Regions from separate parts of the Mus musculus genome. Here all the other regions are linked to region 3. Evidence: chromatin loops called from intact Hi-C (ENCODE). Cell type or tissue: gastrocnemius. All regions are shown on one strand.

Region 1 (8,000 bases), 220 kb after region 3:
GAACATCTAGTACACACTGGCTGATCCTTTAAGTCCTAGCTCGTGGACACTTCCTATTTTGTGACTTCTGGGAGAGCTGGCTACTACTTTGGTACCTTTTGTTTTTGCAGAATCTAGAAAGTTCTAGACTTGCATTCTGGTGTTTATATCTGAATGGAATGTGTTTTCTTCTAAGGGTCTCCTAAAAGCAGGACATATAGCAGACTTTGGAAAATGTGTGATGTTTGGAGATGAGCAGATACCCAGTATGGCACAGTCTTGTACAAGTCAGTATGGAAAAATGCTACCTTCCCTGGAATGGTTCAGAGAAATGAAAGAAAGAAAGAAAGGAAGGAAGGAAGGAAGGAAGGAAGGAAGGAAGGAAGGAAGAAAGAAAGAAAGAAAGAAAGAAAGAAAGAAAGAAAGAAAGAAAGAAAGAAAGAAAGAAAGAGAGAGAGAAAGAACACAGGTGCTTAATATTATTACCACAACCACCACCAAAAAAAGATCAAAACAAAACAACTACATCTGACATTCTACTGAAAGCATTTAGTACACTGGCAACTTTTGCTTTGTTTTACTTCTCAACTGTTAGGATGAGTTAGTTCTCCCCTAATTCTGCAGGGTAAGCACTGTCCAAACACAGCGAGAGAAAACCAGTAGATGCAGACTCTGTAGCACATGGAAATCTGGATCAGATCCTGATGTCTGTATCCTAGCACCAAGATGAAGGCCTCAGAGTCCAGCACTTCCATGCCCGGCTTTCTCTGCTAGAAGTAGAACCACCACGACTTGCTCTATGCTTCAGAACTCAACTAAGACAGAGGCCTCTTCCTTATTCCTTGAGCTTCTGGGATGTTCACATATGCACCCAAGAAGGGTGCTGCCATTCCTCTTACTCCAGGCTCCAGTGACTAGCTCGGCTCTCTTCTCAGTTGCCACAGAGATGCTCTCTTGTCTACAAGCTCCATGTTAGGAAACCCTTAAAGATCTGCTTCCTATTCTCTAAAACTTATCTGGAAGTCTGAGCAGTAAGTGTTGATTAGTGCTAGGTCTTTTGCATAGCCACACCTTAACTTCCTCAATTCTTCCTACAAAAAAATGTAATGATGCTATTGCTTTATTAAACAACTCTACAAAGTGCCTACATGATGGCTGGGCCAGTGGAGGCACACTCACTGTCAGATGGCTGAGAAGTAGCAGAGGTAGAATATAAGAAGAGATGACTTTGTTCTTAAGACACATCTAGCTCTTGGCCCTTTGTTCTGAATTCCGTGCTTTGCTCATGTGTTCAGAAAATACTCTCCAAAACTGCACAATAAAACTTTCCCCGCAGATGCGCCGATAGTGGTTTTTCATCTGGACACAAGCTAGAGTCTTTTGGAAAGAAGGAAGACTCTTCCCAAATGAGAAAACGAGACTATCTGATTGGTTTGACTGGTCTGCAAGCCTGTGGAGCACTTGCTTGGTTGATAATTGATGTGGGCCAGCAGAGCTCACTGTGGGCACGGACCTCCTCAGGCTAGTGTTCCTAAGAAAGCAGACTGTGCAGGCCTGAAGGAGCACAGCAGTAAATAACACTTCTCCATGGCCTCTCATCCATCCCTGCTTCCAAGTCCCTGCCCTGACTTCCCTGGACTACAAGTCGTAATACAAAATAAGGGCATTTCTTCCAAAGTTGTTTTTACTTAGTATCATCTCTATCAATCTACCCATCTACCCATCCCTCTATCTATCTATCTATCTATCTATCTATCTATCTATCTATCTATCTATTTATCTATCTATCGCAATAGAAACCCTAAGACAAGGAACATTAGCACACAAGGCTAACTTAACCCTTTGCAAGATTATGATGCTTGACCTTGTTCTTTCTTATCATATTTCTAAGCATTTTTTAACATGAAGGAAGAATTTTCCCACCTTCAGTCACATTCCTACCTTCATCTGCTGTGTCCTATGTACCAATGGCACTCATACAGGTGATCTACTTCACTCATCATTCAGCATGTAATAAAGAGCTGTAGGTTATCCTTCCCTGAGCTACATGATAAAGAAGAACGATGGCTAGAAGTGATATGATGAGGTATGCCTGTCAGCTCTACTACTTAGAAGGCTGAGACTATGGTCTTAAGCCTGGGCATTCAACACCAGCCTGGAGAACATAGTTAGGTTCCATGATGAGACAGGAGAGATGTAGAGGGGAGAGAGGAAGAGAGAGAAGAAAAGAAAGTGATGTTAAAACTGTATACTCTAACAAGCATTCAGACTTTTCATCCGTACTCTCATAGAGTGAATGAAGGTGTACATACACACAGATAAGCAGGTATGTCCTATACCACATGATGTGTGTGAGTCTAAGGTTCTCAGAAATGCAAGAATCCCTTCTTCAGAATTATCTTCATACCTCTAATAGTACACACAAGACAGGAATAATAGAGAAAGGAGACTTCTGCTGCACATAAGCATAGCTGGAGATGACAATATCACTGTGCCCAGTAAGTGTCAGGACAGGAAGTAATTCTTACAAGGTGCTATTGTAATTCCTGTTACAGCTAATAAAAACTCATTCTGAGGAGTCTGTGCAGGGAATGAAGAGCTTTAGCAAATTAGTTTTGACTCTCAGTCTAACTCTGCTACTATAATTAGTTTCTTCTCTAATCTTCAGCTTGATCATCTACAAAATGGATATATCAAAGGTACCTTAGAAAGTTAAACCAAGAAGTGAGAAACAATTCAGATAAAGGAACCTATATAGTGTCAAAGTCACAAGCCATTATTCAAGGAATAGTAACTGTCTTAAAGGCTACTGTTATTACAAAGCTCACAAGGGCTTTCTTGTGAGTTCAGCTTGTGGCAGCATTATTATGTCAGTGTTCTACGAGTTTTTAACACAATCAGCCATCACAATAACCCCAGTAAGTACTGACTATTATTGTCCCTTCTCTTTAGACAAGACAATGTTGACACAGATGCCCCTTAGTCAATAACTACTAGATGTCTGACGTGTCCCATTTATCCCAAATGTAGGTACTTCCAATATTATGATTCCCACAGCACCACCACATTTATGTACCCCTCATGATAACACATCTGCAATTTGAAACCACATTCAGCATCTCATGCTGAATTGATATATTTGGAGAACAGAAGTTCATACAGAAAGAGATACTGCCTTGCATTCTTAAGAAGATCAGGCTGTATAAGTAGAGTACGCGATTACTGTTACTCTTCTACAGAAACAGAAGCAATTATACCGGAGATTGTATAATGCTAATTTGCCAGCCACATCCTGCTTAAACCAAGCTAGACTTCTAGATTTTTTTTCTACAGCATTTAAGGACATCAGAACTACATAAAACATATCAAAGAAAAACTCAAGAATTTCCCTTCATCACTTTCCATCTTATTCTTTGAGGCAGGGTCTATTAATAAAACACAGAGCCCACCAAGAAAGCTAGTTTCACTATCCAGCTTGATCAGGTTCCCCAGCCTTCTCTGGCTGGAACTGTAAGCATGCTACCATGCCTACTTGGCATTTATGTGGGTCCCGGGATCCAAACTCTGGTTCCCTTGCTTTTTTCCCAGCAAATGCTTTAACTGCTGAGCCATCTCCCCTACACTTTTTTAAAAACTTTTATAGTCAAATAATCATGATCAATCAGAATGAGATAAAATTAACTGCAGCTGGAGGAAAATGCTGATGTGGATAGCTGAGAGCATCGTGTGAATCTTGCAATAAAAGGGTACATGACCACACTGTAAGTCGAGGCCCAGTCTCCCTCCATTCCCCTACATTCTATCTTGCTCCAACTACAGCAGCTGCTGGCTTTTCCCACAAATTACTCCTGAAAAAAAGCACAAATTTAGAAAGGCCCCATTCTTTAGATGTGCTTTTAAAGGTATCAAGTCCTGGATCTGCATGGAGTTTTTCTTTTTTTTTTACAGTTGACAGCTCTGACCTCAGTGCATGCTATTCAAAGGTCAACGCCTTTGTGAAATGGATGCCACTGTTGTCAAACACGCATGAGCTCCCTTTGAAGTTGGAGGCTTCGATGAGCTGAGGCTAAAGCTCTCTCTGTGAATGAGCAAAGACAAGGGTAAAATATTAAAACAGAGCTCTGTAAGTTGAGCACTCTTTTAAGCCAGGCATGGAATAGCGCCCTGCTCTTTTGTGGTGTAGGGCCCACCATTAATGTCAGCCTGCGAAGGGAGGGGAGAGGAGTGGCATCAGCAAACAGACATCAATGAATCCCACACTCTTCCCAGTGTTTAAAGCATCCATGAAAATGCCTCCCTGAGAGACCCTCTGCTTCCAGTGGCATCTTCTTTGGTCTATTTGTTCGTATTTTTCTCCATGTTCTGTGGCTACTTTCTGCCCAAACTCATTACTATAACCAAATATTTGAGTTGTTTCTGTGGCCATTAGCACTCAGGAAATCTCACTGTGTTCTTATCTGATATTGCTTGGCTTTTAGTTTAGTAAATCATACTATCCCACCGCATATATCAGCAACCATGGTATGTATACAATGCAATGGAATAGCAGAGGAATTAAGGTTAGTTTGTGCAGACTCAAATATCATACAATGCAATAATTGATCCTTACAAATAGAAGGTCAGATATCATATCCCTCTGACAGAAGCATCAATACTTTCAGTCATTAGGTCTAGACTTTTAACAATTAACCCTTTAACAGAGAAAACGTTGAGTGAATATTCTGATATTATTAGATCACCTTTCTGAAAACAAGCAAATTTGAAACATAAAGAACTGAGACTGGAACCTTTGTTTTCCCAGATAATGTACCCCCCAGATTTTTTTTTAAACTAAGAGCCATTCTGGAGCATTCCAGATTCCTTAGTTCATGGAAAATCTATAATCCATGTCTTAAAATATTCTCTGACAATGATGCTAGTGGCTATACCTAACACTTCTAATTTCCCTCCAACATACCAGCACCACATATGTATCGCTCACATATCTGATAAACCCTCACGATGCCACTGTGAGTAGGGAAGGGTCCTCCCACTTGACAAAGCAGAGACTGTTGCACTATAGTCAATTTCAAAGGGTACAGAATGTGCACCCCATTCTGAGTCCAGGTGGAAGTCTGGAATTCTTGCCTTTCCTGTGCACAGTCCAACAGGCAACCAGACTGAGGTTTCTCTGAGAAACATGATGATCTGTATATCTCCACTATATCCTGGCATATATTCCCTATATCGCTTGTAATCCCTGCAGTGACGAGCTCCACCTAGGAGGGGAACCTGAGACAGCTGACATGAATGGAGGAGGGCTTCTACTTTATAAGCTCCATCAGCCTGAAAGCCATCAGCCAGATGGTAGAAACAAATCAAACTACAGCCATCAAAACAGATATACCCCAAACTTGAAAGCTATCTCAGAAATTTAGCATAGTTATCCACAAAGCTCAATTTCAGTACACAATGTAACACAGCTCCCAGTGAGCTTCCCTCAACGTGCAACTCTTTATAAGAATACAAAAAAAGGAAATTGCCAGAGAAAATAATTGAGGTTTAAACAGTGGGTCTCGAGCATTAATGACATCAGAGTACCCCAGAGAATCTGCTAAACAGACCATTCTGTCTCACTTCTTTTTTTTTTTTTTTTTTTTTTTTTTTTTTTTTTTTTTTGGTTTTTTGAGACAGGGTTTCTCTGTAGCCCTGGCTGTCCTGGAACTCACTTTGTAGACCAGGCTGTCCTGGTCTGTCCCACTTCTAATTCAGTAGTCTGGGTTACATTTCTAATACATCTTCAACCAGATTATCAGGGCCTGATGTGGGTCTACACTTAAGAGAACACTGGGTTGACAGTGTTTATTTACATAATGAATCTTTACCTTAGAAAACTGTTTTGTTTGATTCCTTTCATAATCTACTGAAGAAAACAAAAACATTAATGGGTACCAATGAGAGGTAGCATACACCATAAAGGTAAATAGCCTTAAATTCTGGGATTCAAATCCTATCTCTAAGACTCAAACTGAGTTTTCCTATCTAAAGAATATATGTGATAGTAATAGTAAAGATGTTGGGAATTGAAGTAATTAGTACATCTAAAATATATCTGTGCCTAGTGAACATTAATACAAGTAACTATTAGCATGAACTAGTAAGGTTATTGCTATATAGTCATGCATCATTTAATGATAAAAATGCATTCAGCAAAATGCACTGTTAGGTAACAAATATCAGAGTATACTTACACAAACCAAATGTTATAACTTGTATATAACTGTGAGCTCTCAGGCTAGAATTTCATATATCATGCCATTGTACTGATTACTAGAGTCAACTATAACACAATGACAAAGATGTGTGTGCCTAAAAACATTTAAACACACAAACACACACACACACACACACACACACACACACACACACACACCACTGTAAAGGACAAATGGTCTGGCTTTGTAGAGTGCTCATTCTGAATGTAGCTGCTCTTGATGAGCCAGAAAGTCCACATGAGTTTATGAGACATAACTTTACACAACTAGAAACTATATAGAGACTGTGTACTTAAAGCGACACTAAATTCACTTACTATACTGTTCTAATAAGAAATTAACTTTAGCTTACAATAATTTTTATTACTTTGAAAGTTCCTAATTTTCCTTTAATTGTATGTCTTGTAAAAAAAAAAAAGCAACAACAACAACAAAAAACAACTCCAGCTTAACTACAAGCACATGGTAAGCAAAAGAAATGTTTAACTCTAATATTTACAGCCTTAGGTGTGGTGTGTGCTTGGCACATAATAATATGGCAGCAACTGTGGACAGAACTTTGTAATCCCTGCACTCTCCATGTTATAGACTAGCAAGGATGATACCCATAAGGAGTTATTTCCAAACACTCTCTGCTTGATCCGATGACTGAAAGCAGGGAAATGGAGATGCCATAGTCACCTTAACTGGGAGACTAGGCAGGCTTTCAAAGCATTTCTTAAATTGAAAAATACACCAATGGCAAAAACGTAATTGTATGTAACCTATATACCATATATCTTTTCTGGAGCAAAGTATGTCTTTTAAGTACAAAAATATAAAAAGAACAAGTCTTTCCAAGCTATCCTCCCAAATTTCTTAGCTTCTAACTGTTGGGAGCCTGGCCAAGCAAGGCTTTTTGTAGGCACAAATGAATGGAGGAAGAAAGGAGCATCTTGTGTAAAACCAGGGTCATGCTTGACAAGGTCTCTAATGGCCTGGGGCCAGGGCCTTGGTGGTATTGTGACTTTGAACCCTGAGGATCCAACTCTTCCCCTGCTAAAGGGCAATGGTTATCAGTCCCAAGGCCACTGTGCACATTTGAGATATCCTGCGTTCCTTTTGTGCCACATTGATTATCATGCTGACTTCCTCCCATTGTGCAACAGTTTTCTGCTGACTGTCCCATTTTTCCATGAATATGTTATATAAGATGCTTTCCTATTTTCATAAACACTTCATACATATGTCTGTACCCCTGGTCCTCCTCTGGTTCTCCTCTCAGGTCCAGGTTATCTAACAGGTGTCATGCACATAATAAATAATCCAGTGAGTTTCTGAGCTTTCAGAGCAAAAATGTCAAGGACTGATCACAGTGCCACAGTGCCGTGTGAGAAGGCTAGAACTACAGGAACAATGGAGGGGAGGCTCAGTCAGCTCTTCAGATAAAGAGACGGACGCATGGGATAAACGATACAGGGTATAGAGAAAAGATTTATCATGGCTCACAGATTTAGATGTCAATCTGATCAGCCTGCTCTACTGCTTTGGGCCTGCTGCAAGGCAGGACATCCCAGTGGGAGTGCATGGCAGAGCAAGCTTTCTCACCTTGAGGGCACAATGGAAAACTACATTGGCAAAAGTCTCAGTCAGCATTGCCTTTAAGGATGAAGTCTGATGGCCTGAACACCTCCCTCCCACCAGCGTTAACCCTTTAAAGGTTCTATCATCTCTCAAAGGGGTCAGACATGAGGGTTCAAGCCTTTAGTGCATGGGCCTGGTGGGGAA
Region 2 (8,000 bases), 310 kb after region 3:
TAGGATGGCAGCTATTTTGCTTGAAGGATAACATCCTAAATTAAAAAAAAAAAACTTGAACACTAATACAGTTTTGGGTCTCTAGAAGGCTTGGAACAAAAATCCTCTGCAGATACAAGCAGCAAGGGAATTCTGTAATATCACCACCATGTAGAATCTAAAAGCCTCTAAGGTAAAACAGAAAATAAAATGATAGTTACCAGCAGGTGAGAGGCAGAGGTCATGTGATGTTGGTCAACAACTATATACTTTCAGTTATGAACTGAAAATCTTCTGGAGATCCAATGTAAACATGTGATAAAGTTAGCATTATATTCTTGCAATTTGTTCATAGAGCAGAATTTAAAATTATTCATCCCCAAGGAAAACGAATACTATGTCAGATGATACATGTCTATATACACATATAAAAAACATGATTTACACTGATATAACACTAGATAGATAGATAGATAGATAGATAGATAGATAGATAGATAGATAGATAGATAGATAGATAGGGTTAGTTATACCCCACTAAAGCTGGGAGAGGCAGAATAAAACATAATCTGGATAAACCTGTGGTGATAATAATGTAAAATGTTTACTGTCTGGGAAGTTAATAAATCACATTATTGGTGTATCTGTGTTATCTGTGTGACTGTTCCCAGAGAGGATTAACTAGGAGACAAGATCCATCCATGCTGGATGTGAATGGCACCATCTCATAGCAGGATGTGATCAAACAGGGACCGAGAGCCCACCAGTCTCCCTTTTGTTGAGTTTCATCTTGTGTATTGTGGAACCAATGTGTTGTAAAGAATGTTTCCCCATTAGTTTCTGATTAGTCCAATAAAAGGCTCCTTTTCTTACAACGATAATCTATACATTATAAAAACAATTATGAAACAATTATGAAAACTATCATGTAAGAATTACATTCACAATGTTCAGTCCATTTGTGTTTGGCAACAATTAGATCTAACTCTATTATCTATCCTGTCTTGGTGAGTCCAGAGTTCCATACTATTATTTTCCATCCTAACTTCTACTACAAACCTAAAAACATCTTAGACCTAAAGTCATCTCCCTGCTGTCCATGATGTGAGTTGTTCCTACCATAGTGAACTGAAATCGTGAGCCAAAATGACTTCTCCTGCCTTAAGTTATTTTCTCATGGGTTTCTCATAGCAACAGGAAGTGTAAGGAGGCTTTTAGATCAAATGGCTTTGTCGCTGGCATTCCTCACATACAGCTTCAGGCCCAGATGACTTTGCTAGTGAGTTCTACTAACCACTAGAGAGAAAATGTGTGTGTGTGTGTGTGTGTGTGTGTGTGTGTGTGTGTGTGTGCATGCGCATGCGTGCACACGCGTAAAAATACTCCCTAACTGATTCTTTAAGGCCAATATTAGTCAGAAAATATAACTCAGAAAATACAAGAAAGGAAAATTACAAATCAAAACCCATTATCATCAATGATGCTGGAATGCTTAAAATCTCAGCAAATGGAATCTAAAATATACAGTTAATTGTATGTCAGTCACTACTACATGGGGCTGCTACTAACTACCCTGGCTGAGAACACCTCTCTGCCTGCGATCATCTCAAGAGTTAAATGATCTCTATGGCACAATCCAGACAAAGAACTATGTCAGACTCCCCTTCTGGCTGGGAGTTTAAAGACGGGGCTTTCCCCAACCTGGTGTTGTTGTTGTTGTTGTTGTTGTTGTTGTCGTCGTCGTCCTTAAAAAGGCTAATAATTGGCTGTAGTTTTTAGATAAAGGTTATAGAAAAAGAACTAAATTCCAGAAGACAAAGCCCAGCAAAATTCATGAGAGCCTGGATAAGAACCTGGCACCCTTCCCAGAAACACAGTGCTCCACCAACTGGGTTATTCCCTCCTCCTTACTTGCAAACTTTGACTTCCTAATCCTAAGCCACCCCCCCCCCTCAAAAAAAATCATCCATAGGCCCTCCTCATCCCCTATTTTCCACCCCAGACCCCATCAGTCAGGAGCAGTCCTCTGGGGCTCTTATTCATACAGCCAGGGCAGAAGCCTTTAAGTCAAGACCAAGCATGACAGCTGCATTAGAAGGAGACTCCAGAAGACAGACTAGCAGCACCCCCAGCTAGCAACAGAAAAGAGAAACATCAGGACTCACATAGCTCACAGTAAAGACGGGAAACCCTTTAAAAAGGACAAGAAAATGAAACAAAAGACAAATCTACAAATCCAGCCACAAACTCAGACTTTAATTCTTCCTTATGGATTTGCTCCCTAAAAGCACAATCCAATGGGACCTTTTGAATTGACACACACACACTTGATCAAAAAAGAGTCAAACTTGGCCACAGTTTGCCCTTTAACTAGGAGAAGAAATTCGAGCTAAAATGTAAGCAGTGCTCCAGTGAATGGACCAGTGACAGAGGAGTTCCCCCACAGTGTGTGTCTCCATCCTGAAATGGTCATGAAGTTCATAAACATGGAAAGATCCCCCTATACCCTTCCTGGCCTGCAGCCCTGTAACAAGACAGATGGCATTATCCCATTTAAACTGAAGTACGCACCAAACACTATCTCCAGATGCTCAGCTTCTATAGCCTTAAACAGCACCAGCCTTGAAACGCTTTTACATTGCCAAACTTGAAATCAACGACTTAAAATGTTTAGAGAATTGTCCCCAAATTGGGGTGCGGGGCGGGGGTGCATTGCAAAATTCTCTTTTCTGGGAGAAAGAAAAAACACTTTATTTAATTAACTGTACACTACTCAGAGAGATAGGGCCTTAGGCCCCAGACATCTGTAGGGCAGTCATTGGGATGCAGTAAAGGCCTCTCCCTTGGGCAAGACACCTCACCCAGAATACACAAGAAACTGAAAGGCCAACCAGTGGCCTGGCTGTGAGACCCAAAGGTGAAGGAGGGAAACATTTAGCAGGCTAGAGAAGCTTTTGGGGGGAGCTGGCTAAGAGCCTGCGTGCCTGCAAGAACCCCTGGGAGGGTCACTTACTTGTCCAATATGAAATCACATTCTAGCTAGCAGGCCAGCAGGCCACCATGCACAGCCGCACCGCACCCAGCAGGGCGGTCCAAACAAGCTGTGACTCCGCCCGCTTCAGTCCAGCCCCTCCAGCAACCCTTGTAAGGAGCAACCTGATTGGTCCTTTGAAACGGGCACCGTGAATGGCCAGTACTTGTGAGCCCTGCTCCTCCCCACTGTACTGTAAGTCTTGGGTTTGCATTTCAAAATCCTTTCGCTGCCTGGATTTTAAAGATGCCCAGGCAACAGAGACGGCTCAATCTAAGCAATCCCCTCTGAGCGCCAGCTAACCTAGCCAACCTACAGTATGTGGTGGATATTTCCTGTTAAATCGCCCTCGGCTGAGCACCAGGATTGCTATGGGCTTCAATTCCTTGAACCCTTTATACCTGGTGCTTTTCAGGAACTCTCACACTTTATGCTGTGGTCGAGGCTTTGAGGTAGAGACGACACCGTAAATCTAAAAGATAGATGACCCCTGCCTTTGAGAAGTTGACATACCAGTAAGCTACATGGACTCTCGGTACCCTCATCGCTAGATACTGAGAGTCCAAAACCGGTTTGGCTTTTTTTTTTTCTTTTTTTTCTTTTTTCTTTTCCTGGGGACTATTCCAAGGTTGCGAAAACCAACCCTTCTCGATAACAGAGACTTCCTTAGTCAGACCTAGTGTGTTTATTATGTTAAGACTAGTATCCACATGACCTGAGAGTAAACGAGTGATCGATCTCTCTCCGTCATCCAGGTAAGAACTCGGTGAGGCTGAGGCCACAGGATTAGTCCTGCACTCTCCTGGAGGTCTTGGTTTGGATTTATTTTCCTCTACACAAGCAGTGTTCAACCTTCTTTGGTGACCTATATCAGATATTTACATTATGATTCATAACAATAGCAAAAGTAGATATGTGAAGTAACAAAAAATATAATTTTATGGTTGGGTCACAACAACCTGAGGAACTATTATAAAGGGTCTCAGCATCCGGACAGTTAAGAACCTAACTGTTAAGATCTACACTATGATTGCATTTCCAGCTATTCAAAAAATTGTCTGCACAGTCTCAGATCTGTTACTTAGTCATGTGGACCAAGCATACAACGGGAATTATAATATTAAGACCTGGTTGTCTTTCTTTCCGGAGCACTATGAAGAACAAATTAAGTACCAGACATGTATATGTTTTGCAAAAGTTTGGATGCTTAATACACATGCTACATTGGCTCAGCTCTTCCTTAATGTATCCCAGAAATGCAACGCGCCTGTTGCCTCACAGTCTATGGCTTGGGTGGGAACCTGAAAGGTCTCCTCGTTGCTAAACATAAACTAGTGTGTTGGCCTTTGTGGATAGCTGTTTCTCGTCTTTGCTGTATTTGAGTTTTTATTTGAGTCCTCTTAAATAGCATATGACCAGTAGCAAAAATAGTGTTGTGGCTGGGCCTCCAGCAGCCATTTTAAACAATAAAAGGACCTTGGGATAAAAGGCACACAGAGGAAAGAAACACGGTGAAAGAAAGTGAGTCCCTAATGCTGTGTACACCAGACCAGGCTGAGTCCAAAAGACCCCACAGCTCAACTAGCACTAGAAATCAGGTGACTGACCTCTACTACAGAACCATCTGAAACTACATCACAGAAATGTTGTGCAAACGGTCGGATGCTTAATACCTATTATGCATTGCCCCAGCTCTTCCTTAACCTATCCCAGAACGGAATGTGTCTGCTGCCTCAGGGACTATGGGAAATGTACATTTTCAGGCTACAATTTATGGAAAGAAATAACAAATCTTGAGTACTTTATAAAATACTAGCTGACACAATGTGGCTGAAAAACAGAAGAGGAAATGGCTCCATGCAGAAGGCAGCAAGCACATGGGATTGCCTTTCTTCATTAACAGTCTGCTCTCTGAAAATCTAACTCACTCCAAGAAACCAGCATCAATCCCATTGGAACCCAGTATTCCCAGTGACATAATTACCTCCCACAAGTCCTCACAACTTACATGTTCTACCACTTGTCAACATCACCACACTGGGGACCAAGCTTCCAGCATATGAATCCTGTGGAGACTAGATCAAAGCATATCTAAATTACAGCAGTAGAGTATACAGATGTATACATATGAAGTCATGCTCACTCTTATACACATGTAGTCACACAGCTGCAAATTAAATCATGATACAAACAGATATACATAGACACACTGATAGAAATCACACAACCACATGTGTAGCCAACCACACTTTGTATGACCATATTTGTATAGTCTTACATTACCACTTCATCCTCATATATCATACATATAATTATATTTAGGCACACAAGCACATAAATTTAAAGATACAGAAAAGCATATGTACACAAATAAACAGATGTATGCATAGGCATACATGAATACATAACATCGTTAATGTAAACAATTCCTCATCTACTTTACATGACAGATTTCTGTTAACAAATGTTCTACAGGGAAAAGAAGAATGTGTTCACTTTTTGCAAATGTTCATTGTTTTCATTCATTAGTCATTGAGTATTTGATGGCAATATATAGATATAAGATAATAAAGAGTACACTCAGAAATGATAGTGGCATCTGAGTGCTAAGGTCTGTCATAAAAATTAATGACATTATTGCATAACATATGGGCCAGAATTCCTCTTGGATCATATATTCTCAAATATTTATTGCTCCCATATCCTTGAATAGTTTGAATGCCTCTGGAGTTGTAAATAATGACATCAAGATGTAAGATTATAAGGATTATAAATTATTAAGGATTATAAATAATTCTTTGCATTGCTTGAAAAACTGTAACTCAAATTTGTTGAAGCAAATAGCCACTTTTATTGATTCACACAATTGGGTGATTTAAGAAGAAACTGAAACTCATAAGAGTCATCCAGGAATTCCAATTATGTCTTAAATGACCATTTATTCTCCAGGTTTCATCTCTTAATTCCTATGATTGCTCCATACTCCAGTGGGATCATGCCACACAGCAGAAAATATGGCAATCAAGTGCTTTGACATCACCATACCTTCATGAATCTTGGTTGAAGAAAGGCAATAGTATCGTCATACTCACAGTTCTTGTAAGAATACCAGATATGTGTCCAACCCTAGGGATGGGCTGGGAAGATGTGAGCCTCACACTGGTGAAAGAGACAAGATGGGGATGGTGAAAAGATATTATAAGGCCATGAATGAATATCAAAAAATGTACTGGAAGAAAGTAGAAAAGAGGAGATCTAAAGCTTTGTGACAGTATTTATAAGAAATGATGAACTCACATACTAAGACGGCATTCTTGTGATGTTATAATCTCACACATTCAAAACAAACTATGGTGAAGAAAAGAAAAAGACCTAGAGGGGCCTGCGGAGGGAAAGTGACTGAGCCAAACTGTGAATGGACATGATGAAACTATCCCAGTCAGTGAGAATGTTGAAAGCCTTGATAGATGTTCATGTCTCATAAACACATCTATTTGAAATTACATGTTTCAGTATGTGTCAATTTTACATCTAATGTAAAAAGCAAGATGTAGCATAGCTGGAAGTATGGGGTAATAGGAACGATGTAAGAATTAGCAATGGAAAGATTCTGGTAGTTGTTGGATTTGGATGGCGGACACAGAAGCTCATTAAATTCCTTGTTTACTTTATATAAATGTATATATTTAAATTTTCCTTAAGAACACATATTTTAAAGCAAAGAAATTCAAAACTATGTAGTAACTACCATGAAGTCTATAGGAACTAAGTGCTGTGGCACCGCATAACCTGAAACCGTTCCTTGCTAAGGAAGTGGAGGTATGGGCAAAGTGAAAGAATCGCTCTTGGAACAGGTATCCCATGCGTGTGACACTGAACTTGAGATTTGAAGTCAAAGAAGCCATGAAAGTGCCCTGAAGACCCAGTGGTGGTCAGAGAACACTATGGTACTTTGAGGGCAAATGACAGAGGAGCAGATAATGGACAATGATTTGTGCTCATAGGAAATACTCCTTTCCTCATAGTGTTCATAGCAGCAGTGTAAACAGGACATAGGGGTCCCAGGCAGGACATGCACAGGGCATGTAATCTTGAGTAATCTAAGTAAGATGTAACCCTTTGCTGCTCTAACTTTCCTAACAATCAAATGAAAAAATTCAAGAAACGTATACTTTCAACACTAGGAAATGTTCTAGAACCATACATATACTGTGTCAAAGCAAGAAACAGAATGCAAGATCCAAGAACATGAAATTCCAAGAGGTTCCCAAATAAGAAGATATTTAGTGTAGTCGAAGCAGAACAGTTTTATTTAGCATTTAGTATCACTTAAATAAGGAAATATATCACTTAAATAAGGAAATATATCACTTAAATAAGGAAATATCCTAAGACAAGAAATGTTAGCAGTGAGGCTGAAGCAGTGCCCCTGCCACATTCCCCACCCTTTTGTACTTGGCTTCTGCGATGCTGTTGTTTCTCCATCTGAATGCCCAGACCACCCAATCCCCAACTTTTTGTGTCTCTGTCTATTTATCTTTTTTTTTCATTCTCTTGCCACCCTAGTCAGGTCTATCCCTTGGAGCCACACTGGATGTGGCAAAAGTGTTAAATGCTAATAAAAATTAAACAACTTCTAAGATGGATTCTTTGTCATATGGTGGTAAATTTTAAGGTGAATTAACAAAAATGGTCAGAAAATAATTATATATACAATTTCAAATTGTATTCTTTCACTGAGAAATATCTACTACTGCCTTAAAAGATGCCTTAGTTATTGTATATATTGCCCTAAAAGCAGGATAACAAATATTTAAGGGTCTTAGATATTCTATAAACTTTATATAAAAAATAAAGTGATCTGTTAAGTTTGGTTTTTAATTTTTATTGAAAATATTTCTTTTCATACAATATATTCCAATTATAGTTTTCCCTACCCCAAGTCCCCTTGGATCCTCCCCAAAAGAACCTGAGACTAGACAGGCCGTGA
Region 3 (8,000 bases):
CCTTACCCAGTGCCTTCCTGGCCCGAACTGTGGACTCTCAGTGGTCTTCACCACCACACTTTACCACTGCCATTGAATCTGCCTGAGAAGGTTCCAATAAGGCCACAAAAGAGCAAGTGGGTCATAAACTACACACCAAATGGCTGTGACTATCTCTTTGTGTCTCAGTTTAGAACCAGGTGCTTCTGGATTATTCCTCTGGCCCAGTAAATGGAGCAAGAAAGCCCTTTGAATATGGTTCTCCATGCTCTCTTTCTATACTGAATTTACCTTGCAACATCTCTCTCTTTCCAGAATGCTCACAAGAACTCTGAGAGACAGTGATTCTACCAGCCTTACCTGTTACTGTTTCTCTACCATCTAACACATTAGTTACTGCCAAGACAGACTCCTTGTTCTTTTCATTAAATAGACACAGGACTAGTAGAAATCTTCCAGTTCTTTTTATGGTACCTCTTGTCACCTTTGAGGACCTTAACTGCTGGCTTACACAGCATCTACCACTCTTTTGTCCTTAGAAAAGACTAGCAAAATGCCAATTCTTTGGTTAAGTAAAATCGGGCACCATTACATCTGTATGACACCCAATCCAGGAGGTTCAGAAGCGTATTTATATATTAACATCTCGATGGACTTGCACTATGAAGATATTTAGTTAATTTAACTTGAGCATTTTCCATCACATAGTTAATTTGAGTACTGTCCAGGCCAGTGCTTCCCAGTGTTGTCTTTTAACATGTCAGAGCGCAGTGTTTGGGAAATCATCACTTGTAGAGAACTTGTTTCATTAGTAAAGCTTCCTCTTGTTTCTATCAAGCCTTTGGTCCGGTTCTCTCTTCCTACCTAAAACAGCATAGAAAGAAAGGCAGGCCTAAAACTGGGTCTGATACAAAGCCACTGTAGGCAAGACTCCTCTGAAGACAGAAAGGGGCCTGTGACTGATCGGAGCACTCTAAAAGGCACCAGAGCATCTGGTGAGTGTGAGTACTGCCATCAGTGCCCCACGGAGGTGTTGAGCTTGACATACATATGTCATTTCAAATGTTCTTCCTGCTCCTTCCTCTTCTCCTCTGCCATCCCTGCTGTTAACACTTATGGCGGCCTGCCAGGCAGCCAGCCTTTCTGTGCCCTTCCAGGACTCATTTAAGCCTCATCTCCCACCTTACTAAGAGAGCACTGGTGTCATCCCCATTTTCCATGGGGTAAACTGAAGTGCAGGGAGAATGAAGAGAGCCCAGATTGTGTAAATCAGGCAGGGCATGTTGCAGATTTATAATAGGAAATGTTGCTGGGAAGCTGAGGCTCTGAATATCTGAGCCTTGGGCTTTTTACTAAGACAAAGGAGAGAGAGCAGCCCTGTCTACCTCACTCCAGCATGAGTTCTTCCAAACCTGGCTGGAAAATGTTAATCACATTACAGTTTACTAAGCACTTCCATATCCCTCATTATATCAAACCTCCTGACGATGGTTATGAAATATCACTGTTCTATTTTACGGAGGTTTGAACGGACTTCCAGAAAGCTACTATAGTAATACTGACTTAATATGATCGCCTCTCATGTTTGTCAGTAGACTTGCTGAAGTCCACAGGATACAGTTAAGGCTCAGACTTAAATCTTCCAAGGCTGAGCTTAAGTCCCCCCTCGTCCCTCCAGCATGGAGCTCGACACCATGCCTCTAGCACTGTCAGACCAGCTGTAGCAGAGAGCTTACAGCATCAGCTCGGTATGCTGTTGATGTGGCTTTTTAAAATGACTCAACATTCAACATTAATTTTTCTCCCATTGCCATGGTGATGGCTTACTACTGCTGGAAGGTGACCATGAGATGGCCAAGGCAAAATTATTTTCCTTATTTTCCTAATACTCTCCAGCAACTCGTTTTTGTTATGGTTGTTTTCATTTTGCCCTTTAATCTAATGGAATGAGGCTTTTGCCATATAATATGATTTGGGGCTTCTCAAACTGGGATCCAGGTTGAACCTGCAGTGGTCACTTAGGAGTTCAGGAGACATTCCCTTTTCTCAGAACAGAAGACTGTGTGACCAGCTTTGGTTCAAGCACCATCTATGACACTAGCTATCTCATCATATGAAGAATATTTCTGGGTCTTGTCTCATTCATTTGAAATAAGGAGGCCTATTAGGCAAGGTTAGTTCATGAATTTATATAACACTAACATAAAATTTAGAATGCAATGCATACATAAGAAACAGGAGTAGCAGTTGCAACAATGAACATAATAGCGATGATTACTGTTTTCAGAGAACAAATGAGACAGGTTCAGAGTTAGGAGTCAAAGACATTTATTGTCATTCAGCTATCAATCATGCTAATTAGCTCTTCCATCAAACCTGTTCTTTTCCTTTTTAACTCTTGACCCAAGATATAATATGCATTTACATTTATTGTTTCACCATCTTGCCCACTCAATTGTAGATGTGATGAGGATTTTACTTGTCCAAATACCTAGGGCTATTTGCTTAATGAATGAAAAGGATTTGCCAAGCAGCATGTCTGTGTCTGGCTGTGTTAGACACTAGAGATAGGGAAATGAGTTAACCGAAATTCTTATTCTTGGGGCATTTACATAAAGGGTCTTTATCAAGGACAAACATGAAGGGAATGGACATCTACCAGTGACTCTATTAATCTAATGGCATGGGTGGGATTAAACCTTACATGATGTTCCAGCACAGGGTCGGGTCCTGATATCTCAAAGCTTTAAGTGCTGAGAAGGAATTAAGCTGACACTGTTAATTCCAACCTCCGTCCATCAGCAAAGGATGATGGTGAAGGCAGGGAGGACCTGTTCCATGGCTCTTCCCAGATGTCTCCTCTGGTAGTGAAGCCAGAGGTCAGAGTCCCAGATAGAAAGCCAATCTCAAAAAGCATCCTGGGAAGAATTCTACCTGCAAGAGCTGACAGAGAGTCTCTTTGTAACAAGTCACCAGACACTGTCTGATAGACGGAAGCACCTCCCTACTAGAGAGTCAGTTTGACAGCTGTGAAGGTACACAGCCCCATGGTGACAGCTTTCCAGTCTATCTTGCTTAATAGTCAGGCTACTTTGTCATTATTTTATCATGCATCTTTAGGTATCTAAAATTCATTCATTATTTCCTGTTAAACAATGTGGCTCAGCCCTTGTGTTCAGCGGGGACCTTCTAGGGTGGTCTATACTGAGGAAGAATAAAAAGAGTGACGGGGTAAGTGGGAAACACATGGTACATTCTCTTAGATGTTGGCTTTGCTGAGGTTTCATTGCTTAACATGTGTGAAAAACGTGAAGTCTGACCCTTACAGTGTAAAGATGAGGAGACCAAGTCTTGGTCCAGGTCACAACCAGAGTCATTCAGTGACTGGCATACAATATAGATCAGAGTGAGACTCATAAGGAAAGTGGAGAGCTGGTGTTGGTGTGGACTGGAGAACAGGCTGAGTCCATCCACAGTAGCACTGCTCTCTAAGTGGTTGGTGCTCTGTAATAAATGCTTCCCTTCTTAGCCAGATCGAGGCTATGCCTGAGGAGTTTCACCTCCGCTTTGGCTCATTGCATGCTTATCCAGCTCTAAAGACTGGATAGGATTGATTAAAGTTGGAACTTTATTTTGGAAGCTCAGTTTAGCGAGGTCAGCACATGCTCAGTGCTCTCAGAGAAAATTTATAGAAGTGGGTTTCAGCACTTCATGGCGAGCCAAGCCTAGTGCGGGTATTTGCATTCTTATCTGAGCTTCACCTCTTACTGCCTGTGACCCAGAGAAACAACTGTGTTTGCAGGTTACCATTGTTGGCAAAGTGCCAGTGATACCGGGATGGCTCTGGAGATTAAATCAGTCAGTAATCAAGACTACAATTATCAGCTGTATGTTCAGGATGAACCTCTTCTGCTATCAGTTTTAGGATGCCCTGGAAAACAGAGTCCCATCTCCCCATTCTACTACACTGAATCAGAAACAAAGCAGTCTGTTGTTTCCTAGGAGGCGAAGCACATGCTTAAATGTCCAATTCAGGACTGCTTGTAAATTTCTCCTCTAGCATCTGCAGTCATCTCATTGGCTTGTCCAGGTCCCACTCCAGCAGATGGCAGTAGGTGAGACTGGCCTGGCCACAGTGGGAAGAACTGCAACCCCTCAGCTCTGTTCTAAGGACAAGCTCCTCTAGACCAAGGTGCTAGCTGGCCATGAGGAAGGCTCTGTACTGAGCTAAGATAGGCTGTGCACCTCTCCCCTTCATTGGCCTCTCAGAAGGTCCCTTCTCCAGGCTGAAATCTTAGCATGTGCTGTTTTGCAGTACCGTACCTTGTCCACAGATGTGCTCTAGAGAAACAAACTGTTAGCTTAGTGTTCTGGGAGCTTTTAGATAAGGCACCCCCTTCCTACTGCACGGTTTCTCACAAGCTTAAGTGCTTTTGTTTTTCCTTCTATTCACAGGTGGGATTAATTTACACTTCACCTTGTTAATTTGGGGGTGGGGTATAATCAGTTCTAAACTTTTGTTTGCTTTCTTAAACAGGAGGCTGCTCTACCAGCCCCAATGCCAGTGGGCTGTGCTCCTTACAGACCCAGTGTTCTCTCCAGTATTGCGGGCTTGGAATCCTTCCCCAGACTAAACTCGTCTGACATCATTCTGTCACTCTCACTGGCACCTCTACAAATCGTCATACTGCTCTCCCGCCTGGTCTAAAATGAACGTGTTCGTTTACCCTCCAATGCCCACTCACTGTGGAAGCCATGCTTTGAGGTCCTACTTCTGTCCATGACTGGCAGGCCAGCCAATCACGCAATGGTCCACTCTGGTTTCTGGTTATTGCTTTTAAATCTCACTCACTGTCAGATCCTTGATGGTAGGAACCTGGCTGGGATTTCTTTCTTTTTTAAATTTTAACCTAAATTCTACTTGGCATGCTCTCATGCTTGGCTCTCTTCAGGAGAAAGAACATGGAATTAGGGATAGAAACATTCCAACTTGTGTACAAAGTGTGAACTTGATTAAGTAATTTGTTTTCTCCTATCAGCCAGTCCAGGGGCAAAGGAACCGGTGGTATATAATACGGAGCGAGCAGAGCAGTGCTGGGTACGTGCTCTTGAGTGCAAACTGGCCAAGGGCCAGGCTCTAGGAGTAACTTGGTGGCACAGCATTTGCTTGGCACAAGGCTCTAGGTTTGATCCCAAGCATCACCAGCAGAACTTATCATACATGTAGAGAACTAACACTGAACACAGGCAGCTAACAGTTATCATCCACTCTGCATCTATCTGTCCTTTTCATTGAGGGATGACTCACGCCAGTGACTGTGCCAAATATTTTGAACATATCATCACTTAATCTCCTCAACCCCCACATGAGGTGTACACTCCAGAATCTCAGTCTTTGAAGTAAGGAAACAGGTTTGGAAAGGCCAGTGGATTTACCCAATACATAGTTATGAAATCTGAACCTGAGACTTGAGCTTAGTCTTGCATGATATCAGAATCTGTGCTCCTATTTACGGTCCTATTTATTGGGTGAATTATACTGTATAAAGTAAAAACAAAGAGGGGTTACTAGATGAGAAAAATAAAAAATTCCTCACTGGAAAGACACTTGATAAACTGTAATTCCAGGCTGGCAACCACTAATACTCTGAGCACTAAATGTATTCTTTAAAATTACAGATTAAAAACACTTAGAACATATAACATATCATCTCCAAATGAAAGTGGAACAGTAGCAGCTGTCCAGCCAGGGGGGAAAAAACCCACACATATCACTTACTGCAGTTTATAAAAGTTCAGAGCTCTGACATGAAGGCTGTAGTGTGTTTTCGCTTGAAGGATGCCAAGTTCAGGGACCTTCCTGTGGGCTTGTTTACTGACATCTGATACACTTCAGCATCTGCTCCCCTTCTTGATTGATGCGGTGCTTCACGTTAGCACTCCTCTCGTGCCAGACTGGTAAAGAGATTTAGTTCTTAGGCCCTACACTCCCCAGCCAGTAATGTCACTGTGCTAGAAAACTGGCTGAGGAAGCAACCAGCCAAAGTAGCATGCTATTCATCTACCAATCTGTAGGCTCAGTGACACCCCTGGAAACCCCACAAGTTTCTGTTATCATGCTGAGCTTTCAACCTGGTGAGACAAAATAAATTCTGTTTCTATAAAACACCCATGAAGAAACTGATTTCTAAGTTAGTTTGTAAAGAAATGGTAATTTTAAAAATTTGGTCCCAGGAAAAATGCCATCTCCTAAAAGTAGCTTGTGTTCTCAATGCCATGACCAAACACCACATGACCTGAAATGCTTTCCAGATCTGCATTCACGATGTAATGTTCCATCAAACTAATCCCCTTAATCCAGGTCAGAGACAAACTGCCACATCCCAAAGATGTTCCCTGGGGCTCTCACCAGGCCATGGCTGGAGTTTCAGTGTCTGCCAGTAACACTTCTCTAGTAAGTTTCTCTAGCCAGGCTCTCCCCACGTTTACATAGCCTGCTGTGGTACCTGAAGGCTTTGAGTATGAGGATGTAAGTACTTGGCGTGTGATTTTTATTCTAGTAGCATGTTTACTCACTTATTATAATCATCCTTAAGTGTCATACGGATACCAGCGACCTACAAATAAACAACTTGTTTCTTCTCTCTTAGCAAAACCACTAAGATCAGCATAAGTGGCTGCAGTGCTACCGCAGGGGAGGTAGTGACGCAGGATTAGCTCTGCTGCCTGCTCACCTGCCCCACCTGGTAAGAGTTACTGTTACCACAGCTGTAGGCTCAGCCCTGCCAGTCTTTCCAACAATGAGAAGAAATAGTGTCTTCCTTACTACTGACTGCAGGGACATCTGCTTTATTTCCAACCCCTAGCACAGCCATCTCTGAATAGGTATCTTCCACAGCATGGGGCATGAGGGATATATTAGTGTGTCTGAAGTCAGGCCACCTGAGTTTAAAACCTCGTTCTACTACTAACCTTCAAAAATCTTGTGCTTTAATTTCTTTCTATAAAGTAGAATAATATATGATCTATCTGGATGAGTTTGTCCGGAGTGTTGAATTAATGCAAAGAATAATAATATTAGTATTTTTCCTAGTAACAGGCAGTGTGCTCAATGGCTTTCATTCTCAGATTTGTACCAACTCAGTAAGGTTTGTTAAAAAGGAACTGAGGCTCGATGATATTATGTAATGTGTCTTACCAAGTTTGCTCACATAGCAACTTAGCAAGCCATAGACAGGCCATCACCCAGAATGGAACAAGGTGGTTCAAGGACCACTTTCTCTCGGTGTGTCCCTTAATTTCCTCTTAGCCTGCTACAATGAATCCAGTTCTGTTTCCTCCCCTCTTCCTACACTTAGCATATACTTGCCACAATTCCACATGACTGGGTTATGTTAGCAGTTGTTACTAAAGTTTATTATACTGCACAAAGCAGAGAGTAATTTGTCCAGTTAAGTCTCTGCTTTTCTATGCATAGAGAGTTAGCATCCCACTCTAGGATCATCTTGAATACAAAGGCCCTGGGCACAAAGCTCTCTACATGTTCTGTTGAAATGGCATCTTACTGGTAGGACTTTCTTGCCCTCAAGACAGTAAGGGTGCTTTTTTGATGGTCCATTATCTCACTGTCTAATTATTATAATTTTAACAGAGAAGGAACAATTAAAGTTGTTTTGCTTTATATGTGTGAACATGTCTACCCCTTATGGTAAGAGTTATGAGGCTATGTGTGCATGTGTGTGTGTGTGTGTGTGTGTGTGTGTGTGTGTGTCACACTCACACGTGTAAAACATGAGGAATTAAGTAATTCACCTACAGTAAATGGCAGAGTCAAGATTTGAAGCAAGCAAATCGTCTTCACTGTTACTTCGATCATGGCTTTCCCAGTCTGTGTAAGTGCTCTCTCCTCCTTCCCCTCTCTAGTCCAGGCAGTGTTGTGCACTTTGTATGTTCCCCTCATTCATTCTCCTACCACCTCGGCTTTTCCTGTCTCATTTCAGCTTTCCCAAGGATGGCCCTTT
Region 4 (8,000 bases), 570 kb after region 3:
TTGTGCACACACATAAGAAGTGGAGACATGAGGTTGTAATTTGTGCAGAAAGTGATCAGAAGAGATGTCTCTGATTCTGTAGTTTTTAAGTGGGCAGAGTCATAAGGGAAATGAAGTAAGCCAAACAGTTACTTGTGAAGATTCTGTCCCAGGGCAGCCATGGGAAGGAAATGCAAGGACCAACTGCAAAGTAAGAGTGTATGGAAGTGTTAGAGGCAGTGAACAAGACCTAGGAAGTATAGCAGAGTTTGGGGAGGAAGAAGAACTAGAGGGGAGGCTCAGGAAGAGCTGGAGGCAGGTCTTGTTGGTACTCAAGCCAGTGGAAAGGACAATGTTTCATGTGAGAGAGAAACCCAGCAGGGATTTCATCAAGTTGATCAGGCTCTCTCTAAAAACTCTGTAGAGTTGTGAGTGAATAGATGTGAGAATAAGAATGGGGAGCTGTTCAAGGTCAATGCAACACCTGCAGCAGGAGATGATGGTGGCTGAGGTGGTGGTGCTGGGATTGTGCATGCCACTCAAGAGCTCTGCATTTTACAGAAGAAGGACGAGGAGGAGGAGGAAGAGGAAGAGGAGGAGGAGGATTCTAGAATTCTGGATATACTTGCAAGCCAAGCCTTTGTTTTGATGTTCCCTAATTTTATTGATATACATTGTCCCTTCTCCTCTCCCTCCCTTCCCCTCCCCATCCTGCTCTCTCCCCCTCCCTCCCCCTCTCTTCTCTCTCCTCTCCCTCTCTCCCTTCTTCCCTTGTCTCCCTACAGTGCAGGATGTAATTCCCAACTACTGCTTCAGCATCTGCCTTTATGTTGCCATGTTTCCTGCCATTGTTTGACAAGTACAAATTGCACTTATGTGGCATATAACATTACAGTTTGGCTGAGTCATCTTGCCAGCCTGATAGAACAATTTTTGATGTTTTCTATAGTAGATAAATTAATTTATATTTGCATCATTTAAAAACAAGGATTTCATGTCTTCTTTACCTTTGCCAGTATTTACCCCAGTCCTCTGCAAGAGTAACAATTGCTCTCTTCAATTCAGAGCCTTTGCTCTACTGACTTTACTTTTCTCATTTTATGAAACAGATGTTTTCAATGTAGGGTTAAGCTTCATAGTGCTGTGGTGGGCAGTGATTATAGGAATTCCAGTTATGATAGATCATTCAAGGAATGGAGAGGTGATAGATTTTAGACATCTTTAGAATGCCCTATGGGAGAAGACAGGCTATATTGCAAAGATACAACCAACCATTTAGAATAAAGGTTTTGCACAAAACTGAGAAAATGTTACTTACAGGTAGCAGCCGAAACCGCTAGGATAAGTTAAGAATTGTCTTTCCTCATTCCTATACCATGCATGTGAGCAACATGTATCATGATAAGGGGGAATCATAAGACCAGAACAAGAAAGAAAAGATAAAGAATAATTGTTCTAGAATATTATGTTAAGGAAAAGCAGGAAAAAGGAATGCATTTCCTGAAGGTATATTTTTTAATGATATACGTACACGTACACATACACATACATACACACACACACACATATATATGTATATATATGTATATATATACATATATGTGTTAATTAGAAAAAAGAAAACAAGTTAGTCACAAGGGCATAAATCCCTCACACTGTGCTGCCTGAGGCTTGGGTTTTTCATTGTTACAGAGCCACCGAATCACCCAAATACATCTAAGGTATTTGGTGGCCAGTGTTTCTGTATGGAACGTGAACTTGCTTTATTCAGCTGTGTGGTGTGTGGACTCCTTGAGGAAACTGTGCACATAGTAAGTTTCATGAAAAACATTTCTGTGCTTTAGAGTGTGTCTCTGCATGTTTTGTCCATTAGTGCCTGCTCTGTCAACCCCAGGTGCCTAGGATCAGCAGAACTAAGCTCCTCGTCTAGCTTCCATTATCTAGTGACATCTTTAAGTTCAGATGATCGCTCTGCTCTCAGCAGTGGAATGACCATGTATACTTCTGACCCCACTCTGTGTGAAAGACAGTGGGGCACTATGATTCTGGAAGGGAAGTCGGGACAGCCAGAGGAGTGGGGTATCTAGAAACCCTTCAGTATAAGGAAGAGCTGAGAGCATAATATGTGTTCCATATGAGAGTAGATTACCTGGGAAGGATGTGAAAACATCTTCAAAAAATTGACTTCATTCTAATGCACATTGAGGCTGTGTTAAAGAGATCGATTCGAGGGCACCATTCATAAAAACAAACCAACCAACTAAACAAACAAACAAAACCCCCAAACCCCTGACAGTGTTTGCCACCCAACAGTGAAATGAGCTGCCTTGGGAAGAGTTCCCATTCTTGGAATTACAAATAAGTTGGGTTCAAGGAGCAGACCTGAGATTTAACTGCATCTTCCTGGATCTCATCTTAATTTGCAGATGCTCTTGGGGAGATGAGAGCCAAGACAGGAGCCCAGCCCTGTCGGCTCCACATACCTTCGATTGACAGTGAAAACATTAATCAGTGAATACACTCTTACGCATAAAACCATGCTGCCTGGGCTCTCAACTTCATTTTCATTACCCTCTCCTCAAATTTGTCTGATACTATAGCTCTACCATAGGGAACAAAATTGCATAGGCTTTTTCTAAATGACTATTAAACCTGAGGTTCCTTTTCCATCAAGACGCACATTGTCAGCTTGACCTGAGATAATCCTAACTCTTCTGAGAGATTTACAGGAAGGCAAATACCTCTCATTCCTCAGGCTTCCGGGACCATGTGATGACCAACTTCAACCAGCTACCAAGAGGCCCCTATCCCCAAAGCGTGCCTTCTTCCTGGTGTGGCCCCAGGTCAAGGCCAATCCATTTTGCAGTGAGGGTAGGAATGTGAGGCTTGTCTCTCCAAGAAGATCCAGATGTTATGTTGATCTTTCATGACTGCTTTTGCTAAACGACATATGGTGGAGTCCTTGAGAGTTGAGTAAAGTTTTGTTAGGAAAGCTAATCACCGATGGCCAGGCCCCCTGTAGGACAAGGGAAATGTAGATGAAAATATAGAAGAATGAGCCATCACAGGAACTGGGGAAGAGAAGGCAGTTTTTAAGCCAGAGAACCTAATAGTCCATGTAGCTTGACCTCTTCATTTTATAGATGAGGCTTCATTCTATAGATGGCTTCCATGAAGTCACTGACAAGATCCCTGTTGGGGATGGATGGAGGATAGTCAACAGGGTACTTTTTTGTTTGTACTTTGTTTGTTTGTTTGTTTGTTTGTTTGTTTGTTTTTGAGACAGGGATTCTCTGTATAACCCCGGCTGGAACTCTGGAACCCTGGAACTCACTCTGTAGACCATGCTGACCTCAAACTCAGAAATCCACCTGCCTCTGCCTCCCATGTACTGGGATTAAAGGCGTGCACCACCACGCCTGGCTTAACAGAATACTTTCATGATGCAGCAAGTTATCCCTCTCTCGATTTATGCCTGCAGATCTTTGTTTAGCTTTGTAGATCTTGTTCATCTAGTCTTGGTCTTGAAAACTGTACCACTTAAGCTTGAAGAAATTCACTACACTCAAATGCCCACAGACATTGATCTATTCTAAATTCTCTGCTTCCCATGCAATATCACATGTCAAAATTTTACAACCCAAGGTGATAATATTAGAAAGTGATGGGGCATTGAGATCCAATTAGGATGGAGCCTTTGTGAGCAGGATTAGTGCCTGTGTCCATATATGATGCTGTAAAATGTATTACAGACCAGACTATCTATAAGTAATAGAAATTTATTTCTCCCAATTCTGGAAGCTAGAATGTCCACAATCAAGCTGATGTGGAGTATGGTGAAAACCGATCTTGACTTTTAAGATGGTCCCTTGCTCCATCCTCTTGAAAGGATGGATACTACGTCTTCACATGGCAGAAAGGACGAAAGTGGGCTAAGTGCCCACTGGAGCTTCATTCTAGAGGGTCAGAATCCCCTTTATAAGGAAGGAGCACTGCTGACCGAGTGACTTCCCAAAGGCCATACCTGGTAATATTCCTGTATCAGAAACCAAATACCAACATGAAACACAAAGAGTTGAACCACAGCAAGTGCTCTTCTTTTAGCAAGTGCCAGACCACTTCTTTACCACTCCCGTGAGTGGGGAAAAGGCCAGAAGCCTTCATATTTGAAGAACTAGGCCACTGACAAGCACTGAATCTTCAACACCTTGACCTTAGGCTTCCCATTTTCCTAAACTTTAAGAGACAGTTGCTACGGTTTATCAGTCCCCAAGTTTGTGGCACTTTGTTCTAAGTTCAGGTAGATATTCCATCCATGAAAGGTGCTGAATTTCCTACGGGGGGGGGGTGGGGGGTGGGGGGTGTCATACCTTAAATAGGACAAAGAAGAACCCCTGTCTATAAGCAATCAAAGGGAAGTCCGCCATCTAGTGACAGTAACTGTGGGTAACTATCCCACTGGGTAAACAGACTCTCGAGAATTCAAATCAACAGTGAGGGATAGTGTTTAAGTACAGCACAGAAGCAATTTTTTTTTTTTTGAGACAAGATTTCACTATTTAGACCAGGCTGGTCTAGAACTCAGAGATTCCCTGCCTTTGCTTCCCAAATGCTGGTATTAAAGATGTGTGCCAATATACCAGGCCAAGCCCAGAAGTTTGAATCATCAAAAAGGAAAGTAGAATTTAGTAATTAATTAAGTAACATTACTACTCTTTAATTTTTCTTTCCACTGGGTCTAACCTTTCCTGTTATGGAGAGAAAGAGATGCAGTCCCTCCCTACTTTTCAGTATAAATAATTGGAGCAATTTTTATACCATGCACTGGTTAAATTCCTGACCATTACTACAGGGTCACCTGCCTTCTCACTTCTTCATTTAACAATGATAGAAAACTCCATTTATTCTAGGCACAAAGATGGTTAACGCTTAGTCTCTGGAGTCTCTGGCACATATATCTTAGCAGGGGAAGTGGAGAAAAATAAAACAAAACACAAACCAACAAAACCACAATTACAACCAGATACTGATCATGATGAGGAGAGCGACAGGTAGTATTGGGGCAGCACACACATACACAGTCCATCTGGGGAAATGCATCTGAGATCAGAGAAGGTGAGCTGGGGGAAGAGTCTGGAATGAGGAGCATTTCAGCAAAGGACGAGCAAAATCAGGCGTGCCAGGTTTCATCAAGGGGAATGAGCCAAGGACCAGTATGAGAATGTGGGAAAACTGCAGTTTGACAGTCATAGGATTAAGTCACCAGGGCACACCAAGAAGGAGGCTGAACCTCATCAACCAAAGTAAAAAACTTCAGGTTTCATATTGTGGCCAAGTCTATTGGCAGTAAAGGCTAAAAACTCTGTCCCAAGACAGAGCCTGTTCTCCAGAATTCCAAATTTGAATGCTGTAAGTCAGCCAAACTCCAGTTCATCAAGGTCCCTGCCACACCTGCTTGCCCATGCCCTCACATGGAATGTCTGTCTGTCTGTCCCTGCCAGGTGCAGTCCTTGCTCCCTTGAGTGTAAAGTCAGTTTTCCACGAGGAAAGGAGAAGGGCATGATCAGACTCTTGCCTTACACCGGTTCTCTCAGGGAGATTTGGAAAGGTCCCCTGGGGGCAGAGAAATCCCTTAGAATGGCACTGCAAAGGTCCAGACAAAAGCTATTAAACACCTATAGCTGTGTCCTGGAGGCATAGTGCCACAGAGGAATGGCAACAACTGTGGAGCTTTTGATTATCACTCCCTCCATCATTCTTCGAAGGCATAAAGAGGCTCAATAATCTCAATGAAGTGTTGACCTGGACTTCTGACTCCAGGATACGAGACTGTACATTTCATCCATCACAGCCCAGGAGCCATTAATGTGGTGTGATGAAATGTGACTCAGCTGAAGTTTAGTACAGACTTTGGGATCCACATGCCTGAGGAAAACAGACCTGAGGGAAAAACCACTGAAGAGGACACTGATCCTGTGTGCTTGTAGCTTGTTGATTTCAAGAAGGGCCTGAGCCTATCTGGGCTGCAATAACAGTATACAGTACACTGGGTGGCTCATAAAACAAAAAAACAACAAAAGAAATGCCTATTCCTCACAGATCTGGAGAAGTCTCTGGCAAGATTCAATCTCTTATAAGGACATGTTACCACTGTGCCCACATGGTAAGAAGGCATGATTAGTCCATTTGTGTTTCTTTAATAATGGCACATATCCTATTTAGGAGGCCTCTACCATGATCTAGTCACCTCATAAAAGCCTACGCTCTAATATCATCACATACAGAATTAAAATGTCAACATATGGATTGGGGGGTGGGGCACAAACATTCAAACCACAGAATCTGGCAAAAAAAAAAAATCTTTTCATTTTCCCCTCAGAAAATAAAGAGAAAAAAATCTAAATGTGTTTATATAGTAAAACGTAAACACTAAGGCAGGGTTTGGTTGCGTGATTTGCTTACATAATCAATGTTTTAGAACAGAGTCGTCAGAGGATCCTTCCTAGAAGGACACTAGCGGCCTAGACTGAGACCTTCCATCTCTCCACAAACACTAAGGAAAATTTAGAAACAACCTTGTGCCCTGAGTAGCACCTCCAGAAACTGAACTGCTTCCCCTAAGACATAAAGTGCAGTTCACCAGCAGACAGCATGGACATTGTCAGAAACAAACAAGGAATGATCTAAGTATTGCACAAAGGAACACGCAAAGGGAATGAAGCATAGGAGGAATTTTTTTATTAAAAAAAAAAAGTCTAGAAAGCATAACTGATAACATGACTTCTGTTCTTTATCTCTCACATAGGTGACCACATCTCACTCCATTGGTGAGAGCTTGACTTCACAATCTGATGCACTTGGCTAATTATCACAAAGGAGAAGAGGAAAGGTCAGGAAATACGATTCCTTGCTGACTTAACTGCCCTTAATTTCTTTTTTAAAAGGTTTCTTTCAATATATCACTTGGGAACTTGAAATGCTGGATTCTCTGGCCCCTCCTTACATTGCTTGAATTAGAAGTTCAGAGGTTTAGGTCTAGTGGTCACCTTCCACAAGCAAGATTCTGATGCACTAAGGACTTGAAGCCATTGCCCTTAAAGATAGCAGCACACAACTAATGTTGTATTGAATTCATCAATGAATTTCTGCTGAGTTGTGTATTTCATCCAAGTGGGGAAAGTTCTACAAACTCCTACAAAGCCCAAGATGTTATTGGTCAGGGTGGAAACGGGCAAACAGCCCCCTGGGAGGTTAGGATTCAAGTCTCACATTAATTTTGAAATCTTTATTTCTTGCTCTGACTTTGGCTGTGATGATGGCTCCATTAGGAAACCTCTCCTCTCCATCCTAGGTTTGTGTCACATGTTCTAGCTCATCACTCCACTGCTTGTCATTGTTTGGGCTTGTTTTCCCAATTCTGAGCCAGAGAGAGGAGAGACGTTTGCCTTTTTGTTTGTCCTTGAGTTCCCAGAATCTGGTAGTTAGAAATTCAGCAAATCTGTAATTGACCGAACACTTAGCTCACCTTTGCTGGGAAAGAGCCATTATGGCCTGAGGTGGTTGCTCTTCTGGTTGCCCTGAGCCTTATTCTATCTCCTTCTTTCCAACTGTAGCTGCTGGGCCATTATAAATGCTGGATATTCAGGCTACGGTGAACTCTGAAGTGGTCTTCAGCATCACACCATATCACAGTCAACACCACATCCATTGATACTTCACAGTCTGCTACCCCGTGCTTCTACCCCAGAATTCAATACCCACCATATGGGGGTGGTCCATCATGTTCTAGTGTACCCTCGCTATACAAGAGGCCACAGTGAATGACTTTCACTGACTGATTTATTCATCATTCCAACATCAGCTATGTAAGGCTATTATAGAGATGAAGGAAAACCAAGCCAAAAAGCAGTGACTTGCCTGAGTTATAGAGCTAGTGGGTAGCTGGGGTTCAGCTTGGATCTATGGCATCAGACTTCCAACAGATATCTTTCTACCTCTGTTGCCTCTTCATTGAACTAAAA

What was found. Peaks named below come from ENCODE experiments on the same cell type or tissue, not always from the same donor. Only the 100,000 strongest peaks of a DNase experiment are listed, where the experiment ranks them.
Region 1: a loop joins it to region 3, with 2.1 times the contacts of the local background. A loop is called at or near these places in 2 of 42 quality-filtered maps.
Region 2: a loop joins it to region 3, with 2.0 times the contacts of the local background. A loop is called at or near these places in 7 of 42 quality-filtered maps.
Region 4: it touches region 3 in a loop (6-fold over the local background); 18 of 42 quality-filtered maps call a loop at or near these places.

The regions. Positions count from the first base shown.
Region 1 is chr4:95,640,298-95,648,297 of GRCm38, reverse strand. The region is part of intron 5 of Fggy (FGGY carbohydrate kinase domain containing); the gene reads right to left. Among named protein-coding and RNA genes, the nearest start is that of Fggy, 87 kb to the right of the region's middle. In gastrocnemius, no CTCF peak of the experiment used is centred here; no DNase peak of the experiment used is centred here.
Region 2 is chr4:95,552,584-95,560,583 of GRCm38, reverse strand. It overlaps Fggy (FGGY carbohydrate kinase domain containing), which reads right to left and starts at 3,077. Exons shown (of 16, transcript NM_001113412.1): 1 at 2,993-3,077. Gm40206 (a long non-coding RNA gene) reads left to right here and starts at 3,218. Exons shown (of 2, transcript XR_867942.1): 1 at 3,218-3,765; 2 at 5,960-7,166. In gastrocnemius, a CTCF peak has its summit at 3,039; DNase peaks (open chromatin) are centred at 1,878 and 3,120; H3K4me3 peaks cover 1,886 bases; H3K27ac peaks cover 2,684 bases.
Region 3 is chr4:95,859,171-95,867,170 of GRCm38, reverse strand. All of the region lies in intron 14 of Fggy (FGGY carbohydrate kinase domain containing), which reads right to left. Among named protein-coding and RNA genes, the nearest start is that of Hook1, 100 kb to the left of the region's middle. In gastrocnemius, a CTCF peak has its summit at 4,082 (motif pointing right); DNase peaks (open chromatin) are centred at 3,804, 4,095, 4,655, 5,120 and 1 more place; H3K4me3 peaks cover 509 bases; H3K27ac peaks cover 5,040 bases.
Region 4 is chr4:95,290,728-95,298,727 of GRCm38, reverse strand. No RefSeq gene overlaps it. Among named protein-coding and RNA genes, the nearest start is that of Gm32240, 87 kb to the right of the region's middle. In gastrocnemius, a CTCF peak has its summit at 4,415 (motif pointing left); no DNase peak of the experiment used is centred here; H3K27ac peaks cover 498 bases.